Regions from separate parts of the Homo sapiens genome. Here all the other regions are linked to region 1. Evidence: chromatin loops called from intact Hi-C (ENCODE). Cell type or tissue: IMR-90. All regions are shown on one strand.

Region 1 (5,000 bases):
GGGGAATCTGTGCCACGAACGGGCTGGGCTCCTGTGGCTGGACAGGGTTTTCTAGACTATGAAATGTTTTCAAGAGTCTTCACCTAAATGTTCAGCACTGCCTTTTATGCCTACATAGTACCTACAATCTGACATGTACAAACTTGTGAGTTCCCACATCCACACAAAAATGTTTTGTCCTAGACAAAAGATGGCAGCCTGTGAATTGAGGTAGCTGGTGACTTAGGCTGAGGTGATGTGAAGGAGAGAAGCGAAGACTCTGGTTTGAGGATTAGGGCCCTAAGGTCTTTATGATGGTGGGAATAAAGGAAGAGCCTGAAAGAGATAAGTGGCCCCCTCATCAACACTAGAGACTGTCACTGCCGCCTACCCTGAGGGGTTTGCTTGGAGGTAGAGCCCTCTGAGGCTTTAAGTTTGAGGTGGCTAGGGTTTTTTATGTAGTAATTAATGGTTTTCTCTACCCTATTCCTACAGGAATCCTCTAAATTGAACTTCCAGTTCCATACTGCTAGACTGTCGTGGGATTTGTGGTGGGTGAAGCAATGATGGCATCTGTTAGTTTTGGGACATAATCACAGCTTCTGGACATGGCACTTGAGGGGCACCCATGAAAACCATCCAGATTCAAAGACTCAAAAGTCGAAGGGCCCTCAGAGTTGTCCCATTCAATCTCTCAGCCAGGGAAATGTTCTCCTACAAGGAGGCTGACTCACCATCCAGCTTCACACTCCATGTCATGTGGAAGCCATTGGTCATCAGGTAAAAGTTCTTCACATCTTCAGGCATCACACAGTTATTCTTCTAGAATCACAAAGCAGCTAAGTGTTAGGTAAGGGCTGGGAAAGAGGGTACAGGGCTATGGCTTAAGGCACTGGGGACACGTTTAGCATGTTATACGTCCCTGAAATAGGAAGGCTCTGATAGTCACCTACAAAACTCTATTAGAGAGGCACTGGGGTCTTGCAAGCAGAGTTCCAGTTTGCCTTTTTTTTCTTCAGCAGCTAATGCAAACCAGGTACCTGCTCTGCCATGATAATGCCTCAATGGGCAGCCACCTGGCAAAGGAGCTCAAAGGGAACAAGCTGAAGAGGAGACAGGGGAACATGGCAAGAGGGGAAGTCCTAGGTAAAGTCTGACAATGTTCAAGCAAAGCAATCACTGCCGTACATATCAGACCCATGGTCATATATTATTTTCTGAAACAAATTATTGGACAAATGAGAGCATCTTAAAAGTGAAGAGTGCCTGTAATCCCAGCACTTTGGGAGGCCGAGGTGGGCGGGTCACGAGATCAGGAGATGGAGACCATCTTGGCTAACATGGTGAAACCCCATCTCTACTAAAAATACAAAAAATTAGCAGGGTGTGGTGGCGGGCGCCTGTAGTCCCAGCTACTCGGGAGGCTGAGGCAGGAGAATGGCATGAACCTGGGAGGCGGAGCTTGCAGTGAGCCGAGATTGTGCCACTGTACTCCAGCCTGGGTGACAAAGAGAGACTCCATCTCAAAAAAAAAACAAAGTGAAGAGTATATCATTTCCAGAAAACTTATGCAATGTCTAAGTTCTGACAGCTCTTAGAAGGTAACCATATATACTCAAATATTTCACATATCCATGGATATGAAATCATCCAAACCGTTGCTGGAGAGAACAAAGAAGAAACTTAGTATCCCTTCAGGAGATACCAGGAACAAGCCCTACATTCTAAGTAACTCACATCTGTGTGTGTGTATGACCAGTCTTCCCTAGCCAACTCAAATCCCTGGAATGTGCAAAGGATGAGTTCTCCAATTCATTTCCTGGGCCCCCTAGAGTGACTTCTTGATGTAGTTACAGAGGCAAAGAGGCAACATGTTAATAACTATCCAAGCTTGTGGCTTACTGGACCCTTCTGAGATGTGATACCGACAACTGCTTATGTCAGGACTGCATTAGGTCATCCTGTCAGTCAGTTCTAGGTACCCAATGCATGGGAAAGCATCATGTAGAAGGACGATTTGAGTTCACTTCCCAACTCTGCCAGTAGCTGAGTGACGAACACATCACTCTGTGAATCTAGGTTCAAGAATAAACTCTAAGACTTAATATACAGAACACTGGCAGTACGAGGGGGTGTGAGTTTGACAGGAAGAGAGGAGACTAGGAAATTATTATTATTCACAGCCACAGCATCTTCAGGAACTATAGATAAAGAGAAAGCTTCAAGCTTGCCGGAGATTTTAAGCATGTTTTTAGATTATTAAATGGACAACAGCTGTCATTTTAATGAAACAGGTTTTAAATTTCTTTTATTTATGAACTAAAATGTATGTTCTGATCAAGTTTTGTTTTTTCTGTGTCCATTATTTAGTACCCAGTCTCATAAATGTGAAATTTAAGAGACTCAGACTCCTTGGACTAATTTGTTTTCCTATTATTAGGAGTAATGGGCTTGCTCCTAGTGCCTCCTGTGTGGCCACATTATCTGTGCTTTCAGAAGAAAAAATGCACTTGCAGAATGCCTTTCTCCCACTCCTAAAACCCTGGTACAGGAAGCCTACAGTTACCAGTGTTCTGCAAGGTCCTTGCTCCTCTCGTCGCCCCAAAAGGACAGCATTGCTCTGACATTTTGATCACTAGTGCCATCTAGTGGTGAAGACAAGGAAACTACTGTCTATCCGCCTTTCTTAATGGGGATTCCATGAGATCCAGGCTGAGGGCAGGTGGACTATTTGGCATTGTTCATATGTAAGACAGGCTGAATAATTCCAGTAATTAATAGTAATTATAACATTTGTTATGGTATTTATTTCACCCAAGAAATAAGTTTTGGTATTATTTTATACCAATATTTTTTACAATTATTCAAAATTCATACAAATAGAAAAAAATCTGTGAAATCAAATATTTAACACACATTTCAAATACTAATATACATAAAAATATTCAAGTAAACCAAATTCATGAAAAACATCAATCCCTCACTGTCATTCTAATTTAAACGACTAGCGGCCCTGACTCTGCTGCTTTTTGCTGCAGACCCTTCTGCCCCAAGCACCCCTGGGGCAGTTGCTGGGCCTGCAGTTCTCCAGCCTTCCTACTGCATGTAGCTCTTCTGAGTGGGGCAAATCCAGGAAGAAAGGTTCACAACCAAAATTTAAATGACCACATACTTGCTTCAGTCCTTTAAGGTTGGAGAGAAAAGTAAACAACCTCTCCTAATTTTAACGTATCTCACCATTTTTTTTTTCTGGCCAGTGACTCAGTTACTGCCGTTTTAAAATTTCTGTTCTAACCAACCTGAAAAGAGTTTGCTTTTCCACAGGGAGCAATCTGCCCACATCAGAGGGCTTCTTCCCACACAGATCCATGCCCAGGCTATATTTTGGGGGGTGTGATAGGAGGGCAGGGAGGAGGAAGATCGGCAGAAAGTGAATGGAGGAGGGTAATATCAGGATTGGAGAGAGGGTCTGGGGAGAAAGCCAACAAGGGAGAGTAACAACGACTGGTATCTGAACTAACAGCTGATTGCATCAAGATGGTATCTGCAATCTCTAGCCCAGTGGTGATTCTGTCACATAGTTCCTAATTTTTAATCTTTCTTTTCTTCTCCTGAGATAATCTACAATGGTTTATTTAAGCTACTTTAGAAAGAGTCCATCACAAGCTCTGTTACTACTTCATCAGATGAAGGACCTGAGCCACTTTTTTGTTTTGGGAGCTATCAACAAGATTCCAGAAAACCAATAGCACTGGGCCTCAAGGGAAGGGCTAGGGGCTGTCCATTGCCTTCTACTCACCTTTTCTACTCCTGGACAATCCTGCACCCCATTATTCCCCTCACTTTTAGAGGCCACTTCCCAACTAGGGAGCAGATGCAGGATCAGGTCAGCATAGGGCCCAAAGGACAGAAATCAATGTCTCTGTAGGTGCTGGTCCATGCTGAGCTGGCTCTCTGGCTGGTCTGCAACCATGGCCAGGTGAAGAGCTGCCCAGGACGTCCATCAAGGAGCATGAGAACATTGCTGGAAATTGTGGCAATGAGCACAACGGCATCTCCTGAAACTCTTCTCAGGGAGGACATTCCATGAAGTGGAGGAAAACCTGGATGAGCTGTGGAGGGATGGTGTGAGATCCCCAAGAGAATTCCCAAATATATTCTCAAACTCCCACCTTAGGAGAGGTGGAGGGCTTGGTTAACTGAACCCTTTTGTTTTGTTGAGTAGGGTATGAGAGTTTGGGGCCAGAGCTGCATTGCTTAACAGCCAAAGGAAAGGTAGCATACTTTTTCCAAAATCCTTTCTCCACAGAACCATTAGTCTCCCTCTAAAAATACGTGAAGAAAAAAATATATAAATATTGGCCTGTCTAGAGGCACCACAAGTCTTGGTGAAGCTGTGTGTCTGACAGAGCTCATATGAGGCAACCTTCAGAAGAGTAATACCCTCAAGTTTATATAATCATCAAAATTCTACCACTGGGGGAATTAGTGGGGGAAGCCTTTGCATCTACAGCTGCTCTGCTTCAGAGATGGTGGGTGTGGTAGCCTGAGTCTCAGGAATGCAATTAAGGATTGCTTGTGGAAAAGAAGTTAGGCAACCTTGGGAAGGCTCGACACTCTTTCTGACTTTTGCGTTTTATCTAATTCACTTACTCATTTCACATTTATTAAGTATCTATTATGGGATAAATACTGTGTGGGGCACTAGAAACAGAAAGAGAAATGAGGGAAGGGGCAGAGAAGGCTGTGTCAGACACATGGATTGCTTATTCAAATCCACCTTCCTTTTTCTCCTTGGCAGAACCTTCATTTTGTCTGAGATGGCAATGTGTCCTATTAAATACTTGTTTTCAGAACCTCCTGCAATTACTGCTGGACATTAAAATGTAAACACAAGTCCAAAACAGAAGGTTTCTAAGAAAACTTTCACTGTCCTGTTAAAAGGTGACAGATATGCCTGGCCACATCCCTTACCTCTTTTTTGTTTTTTGAGCTTGGAAATGATAGCTCAGACTGTAGCA
Region 2 (5,000 bases), 52 kb before region 1:
CTTATGTCATTCGTTTTCAAAGTAAGATCAGTCAGGAATCCTCCCCACAGTTAAAAGCTGTGCTTTTTTTTTTTTTTTTTTTTTTTTTTTTGACTATAAAAAATTATCTCTTTTAAAAAGTGCTCTTAAAGTACTCCTCCACCATTTCTGTGAAAATCTGCTAAATAACAAGGAGCTAGGAGATGTAAAGTTCAGAACGTGTGGCTAGAAGAGGAACATGGAACCCATTTTGGTGTGTTGCATGTTGCTGATGACATTAAATGTTTGATTCTATTTTTGTCCTCTGTGATGTGGGTAAAGTTGGATGAAGACAAGTAAAATATAAAAGATAATGCCGCTTATCATAGAAAGACAAATGTACTGATTGGGGCATTGATTCAGAATTTTAATCATCATAACGGTGCTGTGTAACCAATCAGTTGACACATGGACCACCCATTGTGGGCATCTGAATAAACTGATGTGATTGCTCCAAGATACAATCTAATGGGCTCTTGCCAGTCCCTTGAATCACAGGACATCAGGGTGGAAAGAGTTCCCAGAGGACAGTGAATCCAGTAGGAGTTTCCCCATAGCACCCTGGGGAGCCCCTGCACACTTACATGTCTCCCCTGCTCCCGGGCTCTTTCCCCATCTCTCCTGTCTCAGCCCCAAGCCTACCTAGGTCTTGGGGGGCAGTGGATATTCAGATGACAGATGCTCAGTAAAGTGGAGGGTAAAGGGATGCATGACGATGCCAGAGACCAACGGAGGTACATAGTGCAGGTTCCTTTTTCTTAATGTGCCTTTACGAAACATAAAAACCAGGCTAGCATCTCACTTACCTCATCCATTACTGTAAGGTCAGTTCCAGGCAAAAGGCTGAAATTTTCTGGGAATCCTCCTTTAGTCACTATTTATTCTTTCTTGAACAGACTCAACGATAATAAAGTCATCTTTTTTGATATTGACAGGTCATATTTGGAACTTGTTGAAGGACTCTAGAGTGTGATTTTTTTTCATGGTTTGGATTGTTGCCCATGGATTTCTCCCATCTGTGCGTGCATTTGAGTAGCACATGGACTTCTGGCAATAGAGGGAATGGAATGAGGAAAGGATTAAGCCACAGGGCGTGCCATCATCTGGGCAGTTACACATTTCAACTGAACCCTAGTTAGGCAGATTTTTGCTGGGGGAGGAAGAAAACCAATTAGGAAGACCTCACTGAAGCCGCCCTATGTGCACAGACATGTGTGTATGTAGTCAGCCAAGCAGAGGGCACTTGGTTACTGCTCTCTAGAAGTCCACATTCCTGAGGGTCTGACTTACATGGAAGGCCAGACACATTAACTTAGCAATTTTGTTATAATTTTAAGAACCACGGGATAATCATTTCTCTTACCATCCACCTTTGTGTAAGCTCCTTGTTTTCTTGGAATTTTCTGGACCTTTAGGAAGTGCTCAGGTCACTTTTGTGCAGAAGGAGCCCTTTCTACAGCTCTACCCTGCACCCAAGCAGTTCTGAATTCCAGTGCCATCAGCCAAGAGTCTTCTGTATCCTTTCCTGAAATCTCAGTTCAGTAGGATCCACAGCCTCTTGGAAGACAGCAACCCAGGAAGCATGTTGGATCCACTTGGGCAAACTGTGGCCCACATTTTATTCATAGTATTATTTTTGAAAGTTTAAAAAAAGAGATTGCTTATTTTGTGGCTATGAGACACATACAAGCCGAATATGCTTATAGTTATGTGGACACATCAAAATTTCTTGCTAAATTCTTGAGATTTTTTACAGATCCCACTAATTTTTAAATTCTTTCTCTTAAAACATTTGGCTTTCCCAATCATAAACAGAGGTGAATGTTTCTAGAGTTTGATTCAAAAATATTTAAATTCCCATTAAAATCTGGACAGGATAGGCTTCGTCAGGATTCATTCTCAGCCTAGTCCATGTTTTTAATGGCCAAAGTGGCATCATTCATGTAGAAGGATTGCCCTCTGCTGGAACATTAGGATATTGTCCCTTAAGGAAAACTACAGCCTTGGGTTTTTCCAACTCAATTATTAAGGGCTCATTGTGCATCCAGCAGTGCCTGGGACACCAAGGAAGATGTGAGTATAAAGAAAAGCTTATATCCCAAGGACATCATAACCTGGTTAAAAATGGCATATACACAACTTAAACCACTGAAAACAAAGCCAGACAGTAGACTTAGAATCACGGACCCCCTGAACGTTGGAGCTAGAAGAGATTTTAGAGAAAACTGTTTGTAGTAAGTCACCTTGAATGTACATGCTGAATAAAATGAGGATGCAAGTGGTAACATTTAGAGATGAGAGGTCTGAGGGTAAAATCTGCAGCCCCCACGCACCAGCTCCTGAGTGCCTATCCCTCTTCTTCTCCCCGTTTCTGGGTATTCAGAAGGCTTCCTTTTCATCATCCAGGGGTCCTCCCAGGCCAGGATCACTGAGCAACTAATTCCTCATCCTGTGTACAAAGTTGGTCCTAGAGCAAATGGTGACATAGACAAGGCAACACGAGGCACCTACAGCCTTTCTGCCGCATTCACACTCGTGAGGTGGGCTGTGAGAACCCAGGCTGGTCAATCCCAGGCCTCCCACGTTGGAGGGCAGTGGTAATCCTGGGTGAGACCCTTAACCCTTCTCAATGCCAGCTTCCTCTTCTATAGAAAGGGAATGATGATTACTTTTAGGGATGTTGAGCGGGCCAATATTTTATATATGTAGCACCTTGAACATGTGTGAATTTCTGGAAAAATGCCAGCCATCCCAGGTTATATAAATAAACTGTAAGAATTTTTTAAAAGAGAGTAATGGAACAGGACTGTTGTCTCTTGTCACAATGCCATTTGGATGAGGCAGCGTGGAATGTTACGGACTGGAAGTGGTTTGTCATTTTAACTTCCAAAAGCATAGTTCATTCTCAAAACACTTCAATCTGATTTGCTGGCCTGGCCCTGTAACCTCACAGACACTCCTAAATTGAAAGTGTGTTTAATTTATGATCAAGAGATTGACATGACTTTTCACTCTCAATTTATGTTAGAAGAGAGATATTTTATTTAAAGTAACTTAAAGCAGTTTAGTGCTAAAGTAATTAAAAGTATGGAGAGTCAGTTCAGGTGGCTCCCATGAGAAACAGGTGAGATGTTAAAAATAAATTAATTTCATGCTCCTGAGGAGAGAGTAATGTGAACACGCTGCTGGAGCAGTTGTCTCACTTGTCCTGGCTGGCCTGCATATGGAAGGACCAGCGGTAGCCCAGAACCAGCAGCCTGGGCAGGGAGGGATCCTGCGCTCGGGATGGGATGGGAGGGCCGGCAGCTGACAGGCAGAGCCAAGCAAATGGAAGCCAGTCCACTTAGAGGGGCCTTGATGACTGTCAGGCCGTGATGGGTTCATAAGGATGTGGCCAGCCAAGCCATATGGTTCACAGAGCAGGACACTCTCAGCACGATGCACAGCTGCGAGTGACGTTGGTGGTGGTCAGGGAATCGAGTTAGCTGACTGTTACCTCAGGGACAGCCCCAGAAGATTGGCCCGGAGCCGTGTGAGTCCCTCTGGTCATGGGTGATCTTGGAGTTCACACAAGGAGTGTCCAGATGAGGACAAGAGGGTGGGGCCTGGCAGCTCCCAACTCAAGAGGATGTATCCTGGTTGTGGTGACCAGTTTATTTACTTGGAATTTTATGTGACATTGCGATGATCTTTTTGCTGACTTCTGTGCCTTCTAAGAATCCCTTCTGTCTTTTCCGTCCTGTCCTGTCCTGTCCTCTCGGGTAGACTGATGAGGAGGAGGAAGTTGAGGTATGACCATTTATGAACATGAAGAATGCCACATTTTACCACCTCATGTATGCTCTGGTCTAACCTAACATAATCAGCATGAAGTGTCAGCACCATTCAGTGCTTTAAACAATGCATGGACATTTTTCTGGTTGGTTTTCGTGTGATCACTAACCACCTGACAGGGGCTCTCATCATGCCACGTTTGCCAGGGACTGAAGGGTTAAATGCATTTTCCGAGCTGTCCCTGAGGCCCAGCTAATCAGTAACCATGTCACAAGTGGCAGGTTTAGCAGGTCTCTCCCTGCTGCTGGAAAAGTGGACAGAGAATTTTCCTTTGGCAACTTAAATATGAGAACTAGATTCTGGAATAACCACATGAAGAGTCCTGAAATCAAAGAGGAAGTGGGGCAGTGGCCAAGGGCCAGGCTAGAGTCTCTGTCCCCAGCCAGTAGGCAGCCTCTGATGTGTGACCATTTCCTCTGCTGGTGTTAATGGCTCCCATGGGCCAACGTCCATGCAGTGGCAGATGGCAGGGGCTCTTCCCTAGACCCTGGATGCAGGTGCGAGAACCAGAGACCAAGGGGGCTAATTGGCCCTGGAAAATAAGGAGAGAGCCGTGTAGATGCTACAAGCCACAGATTGTCCCCAACCCTGTTGCCATGCCTGAGACACTGGGTGACAAAGGAAGCCAGCAGTCTGTGGAGGTGTTCTTTGCAAATGTTAATCTGACTTTTTGTTCTTCATCCAGGTGTTCGGCATTGTGTACGTATGGTATTCCAGCATACCTCTTTTAAAATATATATGTCCTGACCTTTTGTTCAGTTAGAGAAAATCAGCATGAATTTATGTGTCTTGTTCTGTTTTGGGCCCTGATACCAATTCTTTTGGGGTCCCTGGCAAGCCACATATTCTTGAAGGGCCTCAGTTTCCTTTTCCATAAAAGCAAGGTGGGACTAGGTCTAGAAGAATTCTTCCCAACTCTTAACATGCTAGGATTCTGTGATTGAATCCCACTTTTGTAATTCTACCATCGTAAGTGATACTTAAGAAAAATTTAACTGCTTTCTGACACTAAGTAAAAAAATAAAGCTCAATATGCTTGGTTAACAAGGCATATTTCATTTCAATTCTTATATCAGGGCTTTGGTGTAAGAAACACATTTGGTTTTAGACCTTCCCAGAGCCAATGCCAGTTGCTCCTGACAGCCACC
Region 3 (5,000 bases), 120 kb before region 1:
CCCCTTTATATCCAGTTATCAGTACACCAAGAAATAGAATATTTAAACTATATTATGAGGTCCAGTGTTGAAAACCATGATGTTAGGATTCTCCAAGAAAGTAAACAGTCCAGTGAGAGATGACTAACCACATAGTCTTAAACTTAGATTCAATTTGGAACCTAACCAGCAGGAACAGAAAAACAAAACATTAAAATTAAGAAAACAGCAGGAACAGAAAAACAAAACATAAAATTTGGGCATCTGTGGGTACAGACAAAAGAGAAGGAACAAAGCAGGAGCTTCAGTGATCCTAGAATAGAAACTGAGAATGTAATGGATGTGGAGAAGGAATCCTGGGTTGTCACTGTGGATGACAGTGTGGCGATTCCTCAGAGACCTAGAACCAGAAATGCCATTTGACCCAGCAATCCGATTACTGGGTATATACCCAAAGGAATATAAATCATTCTATCTTAAAGACATATGCATACGTATGTTCATTACAGCACTATTCACAATAGTAAAGACATGGAATCAACCCAAATGCCCATCAATTGATAGACTGGATAAAGAAAATATGGTACATATACACCATGGAATACTATGTAGCCATAAAAAGGAATGAGATCACATCCTTCGCAAGGACATGGATGGCACTGGAAGCCATCATTCTCAGCAAACTAATGCAGGAACAGAAAACCAAACACCACATGTTCTTACTCATAAGTGGGAGCTGAACAGTGAGAACACATGGACATAGGGAGGGGACCTGTGTCCATGTGTTCTCACTGTTCTGTGTGAGAACAACACACACTGGGGCCTGTCAGTGGGGGGATTGGGGAGGGAGAGCATCAGGATAAATAGCTAAGGCATGTTGGGCTTAATACTTAGGTGACGGGTTGATAGGTGCAGCAAACCACCCTGGCACACATTTACCTATGTAACAGACCTGCACACCCCTCATGTATCCTGGAAATAAAAAAAAAAAAAAAATCCTGGGTTGTGGAAGGAATATTCAGCTTGTGGAGTGCAACATAGAATGGCCAAGGAACTTAGATTTAATTCTTAAGATGGCTGTTATGAAGCTACCAGAGCTCAACTGGATGCTAATCACCTCCAAAAGCTATTGCTTGCTTGTTATTGCTGTATTTTATTTATGGATTTTTTAAAAACTTCTCTTTCCTCAGATACTTACATTCTTTCCAACAAGTAATTAGTAGTGTTTCTGGGTGAATCCAATAATCCTATGTTTTCTGCAATCCCTGTGATTGTATTGAAGATCGATTGTATTTAATAATTTTGAAGTACAGGCTTTAAACTTTTAAAAATTCAGCTACAACCATTTTACATTTCTGAGGCAGTGCCAGTCTTTCATGATATACTGTTTATAATTTATTGGTAATTTTCTGAGTATCTAATTCTGTTACTTTCTTTTCCTGTTTGTTTGTTCTACATATTTCCATTAGCCGAGATTATTTAGACAAAAGAGAGGAGCAAAGGCAAGCAAGAGAAGAAAGGTTTGTATATTTCTTCTTTCCCATTGTAACAAATGGCATGTGACTTTGCACTGTTAACCTAGCATGCAGAGAGACTGTCGATTAAAATATAACTGCTTCACCTAAAACCTTACATAGCTGGCATTTTGCAGAACAGAGTGTACTAGTTACCTAAATTTTCCAATAAAAGTATGGAGTTGTCATTTGGTGCCATCATGGTTAAGTGTGTCTATTCCTTCAAATGAGCACGTTTATGTTAGCATAATGACATAGGGCATATATTTGAAATACCCTGCACCACCACTGCTGAGCCTGGACTACATGTTCCTAATGCATGCTTTTATGTCACATGGTCAGCACTCCTTCAAGAAATATTTTAGTATCCACACTGTGCCAGGCAGCAGCTGGGGGCACTAGATATATCTGAGACTCTTTCTGGATGTGCCTGGTCACTTACCTGTCTCCCTACTGAACTGTACTCAGCTCCTCGATGGCAGGAACAATGCCTAGATTTCCTTTATTTCCCCAGTACCCACCACAGTGCTTGGCATGTAGTTGGGACTTAGGAATAATATATGGAATCAGTAAATGAGTAAATGAACCAACAGCTTTATTTAAAATATTCAAGCTGTAAACTACTTTATTTCTTTTTTTCATTTTAAAAACTACTTCATTTATGGTACGAATCTTTGTGGTTTGTGATGCTAACTAGAAAATGCATGAATACATTTTTAAATTTCTATCCACAGAATATTTGTATACAATTTTGTAAGAAAAACATATATGAGATACATTACTTTATAAGATTAAGAAGTATGTTATTAAAATGTTGCTGTAATATTCGAACCAGCCTAGGTCATATAACAGAGCAGCTCAAAACTCTGGTGTTGATCAGTAGTATATTTCAATGGCAACATGCTTTGAATCTCAATAAAAGATACAAAGATGTTCAGTGTCTAATAAATGCAGAGAAACAGTGGAAACTGGTTTTACAAGTAGACTGGCAAAAGACAAGTTTTCACCCCCAGCTCTTTATAGCCTGCAGTTGTCCCCTCTACCACCAGGTGGGGTGACTGCATGGAGAGATGGAAAGACTGCTTTTAACACCTTTTATGCTGGAGCCAGCTGGGAACCTAACAATTTCTGGACTGGGCCAATAAGAAGTAGAATTGTGCTAATTTTCTAAACACCAGCTAAATACATCAGGACAGTCTCTGAGGCAGGGAAGAGTGGAGACTGCCTGTCTTCAATTTAAGAATTAGATGCTTAGATCAACCTCTTAAATAAAATGATGGCATTACTTTGATTCCAACATTCTATTTGATTATTGTCATCCTAATAACCAGTTGTGGCTGGCAAATCTAGAGTGAAACATGCTGCTAAAGAAATAGGAAGCTTATATTTCTCACTAGTACCTGTTTTTTACATCAGAGGGCATCACATATACTTTCACTGAAAATGCGGTTGACTTCCTGCCCAGGCATAAGGAACTAAATTTTATTATTTTAGTTCTCCCCCCAGATTCTGTACTTATTTGAGCTTTCAACAACTTGACTGTTAGGTTAAGTCCACACAGACAAGGCTTGGCAGCTCCTGGGGAGGTGGTTTAAGTGCTGTGTCAAGATCTGAACTGGCTCAGCTGACTTCAAAATTTCCCCAAACCACGGAAGTCCAGCTCTTTCTGGATATTATTTACTGCTCTTTTTTGTCCAAACAAGACTTCACTTATGTCTGGCAAACTCGTAAGAGGAGGTTGCTGCTTCTCCTCTCTCCTCTGGTTCTGCCCATAGTCTTTGCTCCCAGGCTGCCCATCAGCCTGGACACAGGAGTGTGCTCCCCAGGCCCACTGTGGGATTCTTCCCTTGAAGCCACCTCTCTGTTTACACGGAGGTCTAGGGAAGCAGGCACGCATTTTCCTTTGGTTTGGCTCAGCCATTTTTCTTGTTAGTTTTCTTCTTGAATAACCTGGTGAAGATGGGAGTTAGGGGAAATATAGACTTTCATCCCTGTTTCAAAAGCTTTTAAGAGTTCCTACTAAGCCAGGAAAAAGTAAGATTTCCAAGTATAATGGAATTTGGAAATGGAAACTAGTAGAGATCAGAGGTGGGAAGTAGTACAGAAATAAGGAAAAGTAACTCTTCCAGATAGAGCAATGTGTGTTTGTCAAGTCCCACATCTCTTACCCTTAATGCAAGACTCAGAAAAAGACAGCCAGAGTCACAGCAGATGGTTTTTGAGGTTTGTATCATGTAACTGTAACAAGATGAATGTCATCTTATTTTGAGGTGTAGTGACCATCTGGATACATGTTATATTATTTCATATCATCTCACTCCATAATTTCAGACAAACTATGTTATTGGCAATGGTGCAGACCAGGAGTAAGTTTCTGTTGAGATGCTACTTCTCATCCTTTTAAGTATTAGAAGAAAGGCTTTATAGGATAATGATTGATTAAAATGACATTCACAAATAATTTAAAGGAGAAAAAAGAAGTGTGTGTAGTAAGGAATGAGCCAGGCTGGGGGTGTGTTGTGGGGTAGCACAGGAGGATACTTCTGTTTGGGTTTGTTAGTCTGAGGGAGACAGCAGGGCATGGAGAAGAAATGCTTTATAGCAAACAGGGGCTATGGGAACAAAGTGCAAAGAAAAGGTTGGAACTGGGCTAGGGTTTTGGAAATTGTGCATGAAAATGATCAATGAAGCAGTAAGAAAGGGTTCTGAGCCTTGCTTAGAAGGACTGAGAACAGGGCAGAAGTTAAAGGGAGCCAGAGTTTACTTTAATGTAAGTGAGAATTTCCAAATAGAAGTGTGGCAGGAAAAGTCATCAGTAAGTAGGTCTAGGTTAATCTAAAGTCAAGCAGAGTTTCTGTAGGGCCCTGTGAAAAGAGACTGAGCCGCAGTACCAGCCCTGCCACTGAGCTCTGGCGGATGTTGGAGTTCATCCCAGTGGTTTATTTGTCTCTCTCTCCCACTGAACTGTGAGCTCTGTGAGGGTGGGATTTTTCCTTGTTTATTATTAAATCGTGAGTGCCCACTACAGTTCTTGGCACATGACAGGCACTTGACAAACATTCAATAAATAAATGAAAAGATGAATGAACAAACAAATGATATAGGCAGAGGATAAACGGGAATGTTTGGATGAAGGCAGCAAAAGTAGGAAGTCTTTTCTTGGGGCTGTGGTTTGTGGATAGAAAGCCCGGTGCTTCCCACAGAGGAGGCTCTGTCGGTCTGTGGATTGAGTGTGGCTTCGCATGGCAGCAGGGATACGTGACAGTCATTGCATGGGCCGGTGGGTCCTCAGATCAAGTACTATTGGGCCCCATAGCACTTAAGTCATTGTCTAGGAAAAGGTCATGACATAGGTCCAGCTTCCTCCCCAAGAACTGCTGGAGGTTCTTCTGGGGCAGGAGGGGTCGCTAAGCTGTAACACCGTAAATGCCTGTGGCATGGCCGTCTCCGCGTACCAGCCCACCGCCTTCACCACTCTGGCCACTGCAGATGAACGCTGCTGCTGCT
Region 4 (5,000 bases), 710 kb before region 1:
CTGGTGGTCTTTGGCTGGAAGGCATTGACATACTGAACACCTAATATAAGCCAGGCACTAGGGATAGGGCAATGAATAAAACAAACAAAAATCTGTGTCTCCGTCAGAGCTTCTGTGGAAGTGAAGAGTGAACCAGGTGAAAGCATAATATGGTGTGTTAGTTGTGCTATGTGCCATGTGGAAAAGTAATGTCGAGGAAGGAATATGGCTGTTGGGATTTTGGTTCACTAGGAACAGGCTTACTAAGGTGCCACTCTGAGATCTGAGGGAGGGGACATGTGACCCGTGCAGCTATTTCGGGGTGTTCAAAGAGCGAATGGCCAATACAAAGGCCCTAGGACAGGAAGGTGCCTGGGGTGGCTCAGGAGCAGCACGGAGAACTCCTGTGGCTGGAGTGGGTGATCAAAGAGGAGAGGAGTAGGAGACAGTAAGATGGGGCGTGAGGAGAGAACAATGATCAAATAGGGTCTTATAAACCACTGCCAGGATTTTGGCTTTTACTTTGCATAAGTGAGATGGGAAGTTGTTGCAAAGCGTTGAACAGAAAAATCACGTGGTTTCTTCTTCTTTCTTTCTTTTTTTCCTTTTCTTTCTTTCTGTTTTTTTTTTTTTTTTTTTTTGACAGAGTCTTGCTCTGTCACCTAGGCTGGAGCACAGTGGCATGATCTTGGCTCACTGCAGCCTCCGCCTCCCGGGTTCGAGTGACTCTCATGCCTCAGCCTCCTCAGTAGCTGGGATTACAAACACATGCCACTATGTCCACCTAATTTTTGTATTTTTAGTAGAGACAGGATTTTGTCACATTGGCCAGGCTGGTTTCAAACTCCTGACCTCAAGCGATCCTCCCACCTCAGCCTCCTAAAGTGCCGGGATTACAGGCGTGAGCCACTGTGCCCGGCCCAACATTTTTTTTTTTTTGTAAAATATCTTTCTAGCACACTACATTGTTTATCTATTTAACTTACTTCTTGTCCGCCTATTCTTTTTTTTATTTTTTTTGTAAAGACAGGGTCTCGCTATGTTGACCAGGCTGGTCTTGAACTCCTGGCCTCAAGCAATCCTCCTACCTCTGCCTCCCCAAAGTGCTGGGATTACAGGAGTGAGCTACTGACCCCAGCCTCTCTGCCTATTCTTACTAGAATAAACGTTCAATGAGAGCAAGGATTTGGGTCTATTTTTCTAATTAACAAACACTGCACAGAACAGTGTCTGGTTATAGTAGGGGCTCAATAAGTACTTGTTGAATGAATAGTTTTTGGATCCATTGTGACTTTTGTCTCACATCCATGAGCATGCTCCTTTGGCAGTGTTTCTCTAAAATGATCAGGGGATGTTCCAGCCAAATTCTGGAATAGTAGGATGTTTCTCCTTTGTTCAAACCCTGGCATTTTATGGTGCAGCCCAGCAAGCCTAGCCTGTTTGGCAGGCATATCAGCCACTTCATGCCTCCCTATCCAGAACCTTGTACTTTTCCTGCGAAGAAGAAAATCTACAGTCAGCCAACCCCTCGTAGCTCAGGATATGTGCTGTATCTCTAACAGTGGAATCACACATCTCATAGGAAATGGAGAAAAAGGACATCAGACATCCGACTGCAAAATCTCTTTTAAGAAAGGATGTCCCCAATAAAAGAACAAAGAAAGGAAGGAAGGAAAGAAGGAAGGAAGGCAGGAAGGCCCAGCTTGGGCAACATAGCAAGGTCTCATCTCTACTAATATATACATAAATAAATAAAACCGGCATGGTGGCGTGCACCTGTAGTCCCAGCTACTCAGAAGGCTGATGTGGGAGGATTAATTGAGTCTAGGAGTTTGAGGTTGTAGTGAGCTATGATTGTGCCACCTGCACGCTAGCCTGGACAACAGAGTGAGACCTTGTTTAAAAAAAAGGAAAAGTAAAGATGCCAAACTTGAACTCCCAAATTTTCAACTTTGGAGACCGTAGACAGGAGTTTAAGTTTCTTCTGTGGCATCAACTAGCTCTAGGACTTTAACCAAACCAATTAACCTCTCCAAACTTCGTTTTAGTCATCTGCAATATGAAACTAATAAGGCCTATATAGTAAGGCTGTTATGAGGATTGGGTAGAATTATGTAGAGGACTATAGTAGACCTTAGTAAATGCTATTTTTTCTTACTTCATAATCTCTTCCCATTTGCCAAATGTTTTCGGCTAAGATGAAGTGGGAGTAAAAATTAGCTGGGCGTGGTGGTGAGTGCCTGTAATCCCGGCTACTCAGGAGGCTGAGGCAGGAAAGTCACTTGAACCCGGGAGGCGGAGGTTGCAGTGAGCCGAGATCATGCCATTGCGCTCCAGCCTGGGCAACAAGAGCGAAACAGCGAAACTCCGTCTCAAAAATAAATAAATAAATAAATAAATAAATAAATAAATAAATAAATAAAGGACAACTGTGATATCTATTCTTTTGTATCTGGCTTTTCCCACTTAGCATATGTTTTCAAGGTTCATCCATGTTGTAGATAATTTTTTGTCTACAACGTTTTTGGAGATAAATTTGTTTTGTCTACAATTTTTTGTAGACAATTTTTAAATTGCATTTTCTTGTATGAGTGAGATTGAAATCCTGTAATATGTAAGCTTTTATATGATAAAAAGCCATTTGCGTCTTTCTCCATGACCACTTAATTCATGTTTGTAGTCCATTCCTCCTATCCAAGAATAGGAAATAACTTTACATGTACTCAAATATTTTGGCCCATCAGCAGCATTTGAGTTTCTCTTCACATACTTCTTGCACAGTTATGTTAAATAAAACTAGTTCTTTAAATTTACACCAAAAAAATAGCTAGTAATTGAACACTAGTAGCATCATTTCTAAATTAGTCATCTTCTCAATTTGTAAAATTTGAAGTTGTGTTAAAATTCCACAAGGTGGCAGACTGGTTCTACTAAGTTGGGCTTACTGCATGGGTTTAAATAACATCCTAAATGTGTTATATGCATTCAATGGAATAGTATTTAGCTTTAAAAAAGTGATATTCTGACACATGCTTCAACATAAATGAAAAAACTTTGATAAGATTATATTAAGTGAAATAAGCCAGTTACAAAAGGACACATATTGTATGTTCCACTTAAATGTGTAGTCAAAATCAGAAAGACAAAGTAGAATGGTGTTTGGCTGGGAAAAGAAGAAATGGGGAGTTATTGTTTAATGGATCCACAGTTTCACTTTCAGAAGACATAAAAATTCTGAATATGGATGGTGGTGACGACTGCACAACAATGTTAGTGTACTTAATGCCACTAAATTGTACACTTAAGAATGATTAACAAGGTAAATTTTATGTTATTGTATATTTTACCACAATAAAAAAGATGGTAAAAAATAAGATTCAAGTAAAGAAATGTATAAAGAATACAAAAGTCTTCCACTGTACTGTGTATCCTTCCAAAATTTCTGTAAGTACACCCACACCCAGGTGTGGTGTGTACTCAATATTTTACACTGTATTGTTCAATCAAGAGAAATATCCACCTCATCCTTTTTTAGAAAAAAACTTAGGAAAAGTTACTTTTTTCCTATGCAGTAGAATTCTGTGAGATTCACTACATATAGATTTGTGTAACCACCACCAAAATCAGGATACAGAATGATTCCATTACCATCTCTCAACCCCTGCCCCCCAAAAATCAAACTCCTATGCTAGTATTTTACAGTCACAGCCTTCCCAAAATGAACCCTGGGCAACCACTGATCTTTTCTTCCTATCATATTATCTTCTCCAGAGTACCATATAAATGGAAACATGTAATATGTAACCTTTTGAGTCTGCCTTCTTTCACTTAGCAAAATCACCATGTATTCATGGAGGTTGTTGCCTGTGTCAGTAGTTTATTCTTCTCACTACTGGGTAGTATTGCACTACACAGATATACCACAGCATTATTTATCCATTCAACTGTTGAAAGACACTTGGGTGGTTTCCAGTTTCTGGTGATTGTGAATAAAGCTGCTATACAAGTTTTTGTGCAAATGTTAAGTTTTAATTAGTCTAGGGCAAATACACAGGAGAGGGATTGTTGGGTCATAATGTACCCATAATGTAGTTGTATATTTACCTTTGTAAGAAATTACCAAATTGTTTTCCATAGAGGCTGTACCATTTTGCATACCCACTACCAATGTATGAAAGTTTAGTTACTCCACATCCTTGCTGGATATTGATATTGTCAGAATTTTTAATTTTAGCCATTTTAGGAGGTGAATACTGACAGCTCATTATGGTGTTAATTTGCATTTCCTTAGTGATTTATGCTATTGAACTCTTTTCATGTGCCGCCATGTGTTCTCTTTGGTGACATATCTACATATCTATTCAAGTTTTTCCCACATTTTAAAGAACTAGGTTGTTTGTTTTCTCACCATTGTGTTATGAGAGTTGTTTTTATATTCTGAAAACAAGTTCTTGGTTGGATATGTGATTTACGAATATTTTTCTCCCAGTTCATAGTTTCTCTTTTCTATTCTGACAAAACAAAAATTTTCAATTTTTTTTTTTTTTTGGTGGAGGAGACAGGGTCTCACTCTGTTGCCCAAGCTGGAGCACAGTGGCACCAACATGGCTCACTGCAGCCTTGACCTCCTAGGCTCAAGGGATCCTCCTATCTCAGCCTCCTGAGTAGCTGGGCCCACAGGCACATGCCACCATGCTCAGCTAATTTTTTACTTTTTTATTTTTTGGCAGAGATGGAGTCTCACCATGCTGCTCAATTGCTCAGGCTGGTCTTGAACTCCGGGGCACAAGCAATCCTCCTACCTTGGCCTCCCGAAGTGCTGGGATTATAGGTGTGAGCTACTGCGCCTGCCCAAACATTTTCAATTTTTCTGAAACAAATTATCAACTTATTCTTTTATGGATTGTGCTTTTGGTTCAAGTTTGCCTAACCCCAGGTTAGGAAGATTTTTCTCCTATATTTTCTTCTAAAAGTGTTATGGTTCTATATTCATATCTATGATCCATTTTGGATAAAGTTTT

What was found. A loop is a pair of places that touch in the nucleus more often than their neighbours do. Peaks named below come from ENCODE experiments on the same cell type or tissue, not always from the same donor. Only the 100,000 strongest peaks of a DNase experiment are listed, where the experiment ranks them.
Region 2: a loop joins it to region 1, with 6 times the contacts of the local background. A loop is called at or near these places in 16 of 110 quality-filtered maps.
Region 3: a loop joins it to region 1, with 7 times the contacts of the local background. A loop is called at or near these places in 49 of 110 quality-filtered maps.
Region 4: it touches region 1 in a loop (5-fold over the local background); 12 of 110 quality-filtered maps call a loop at or near these places.

Annotation. Positions count from the first base shown.
Region 1 is chr18:36,807,134-36,812,133 of GRCh38, forward strand. It overlaps TPGS2 (tubulin polyglutamylase complex subunit 2), which reads right to left. Exons shown (of 7, transcript NM_015476.4): 3 at 714-801. Among named protein-coding and RNA genes, the nearest start is that of TPGS2, 19 kb to the right of the region's middle. In IMR-90, a CTCF peak has its summit at 2,625 (motif pointing left); DNase peaks (open chromatin) are centred at 1,768 and 2,598; H3K27ac peaks cover 743 bases.
Region 2 is chr18:36,755,335-36,760,334 of GRCh38, forward strand. FHOD3 (formin homology 2 domain containing 3) reads left to right here. Exons shown (of 29, transcript NM_001281740.3): 26 at 3,784-3,807. Among named protein-coding and RNA genes, the nearest start is that of TPGS2, 71 kb to the right of the region's middle. In IMR-90, a CTCF peak has its summit at 1,974 (motif pointing left); a DNase peak (open chromatin) is centred at 1,957; H3K27ac peaks cover 893 bases.
Region 3 is chr18:36,685,680-36,690,679 of GRCh38, forward strand. FHOD3 (formin homology 2 domain containing 3) reads left to right here. Exons shown (of 29, transcript NM_001281740.3): 16 at 1,449-1,499. Among named protein-coding and RNA genes, the nearest start is that of TPGS2, 140 kb to the right of the region's middle. In IMR-90, a CTCF peak has its summit at 2,541; a DNase peak (open chromatin) is centred at 2,562.
Region 4 is chr18:36,093,220-36,098,219 of GRCh38, forward strand. No RefSeq gene overlaps it. Among named protein-coding and RNA genes, the nearest start is that of RPRD1A, 28 kb to the left of the region's middle. In IMR-90, a CTCF peak has its summit at 2,894 (motif pointing right); a DNase peak (open chromatin) is centred at 2,882; H3K27me3 peaks cover 234 bases.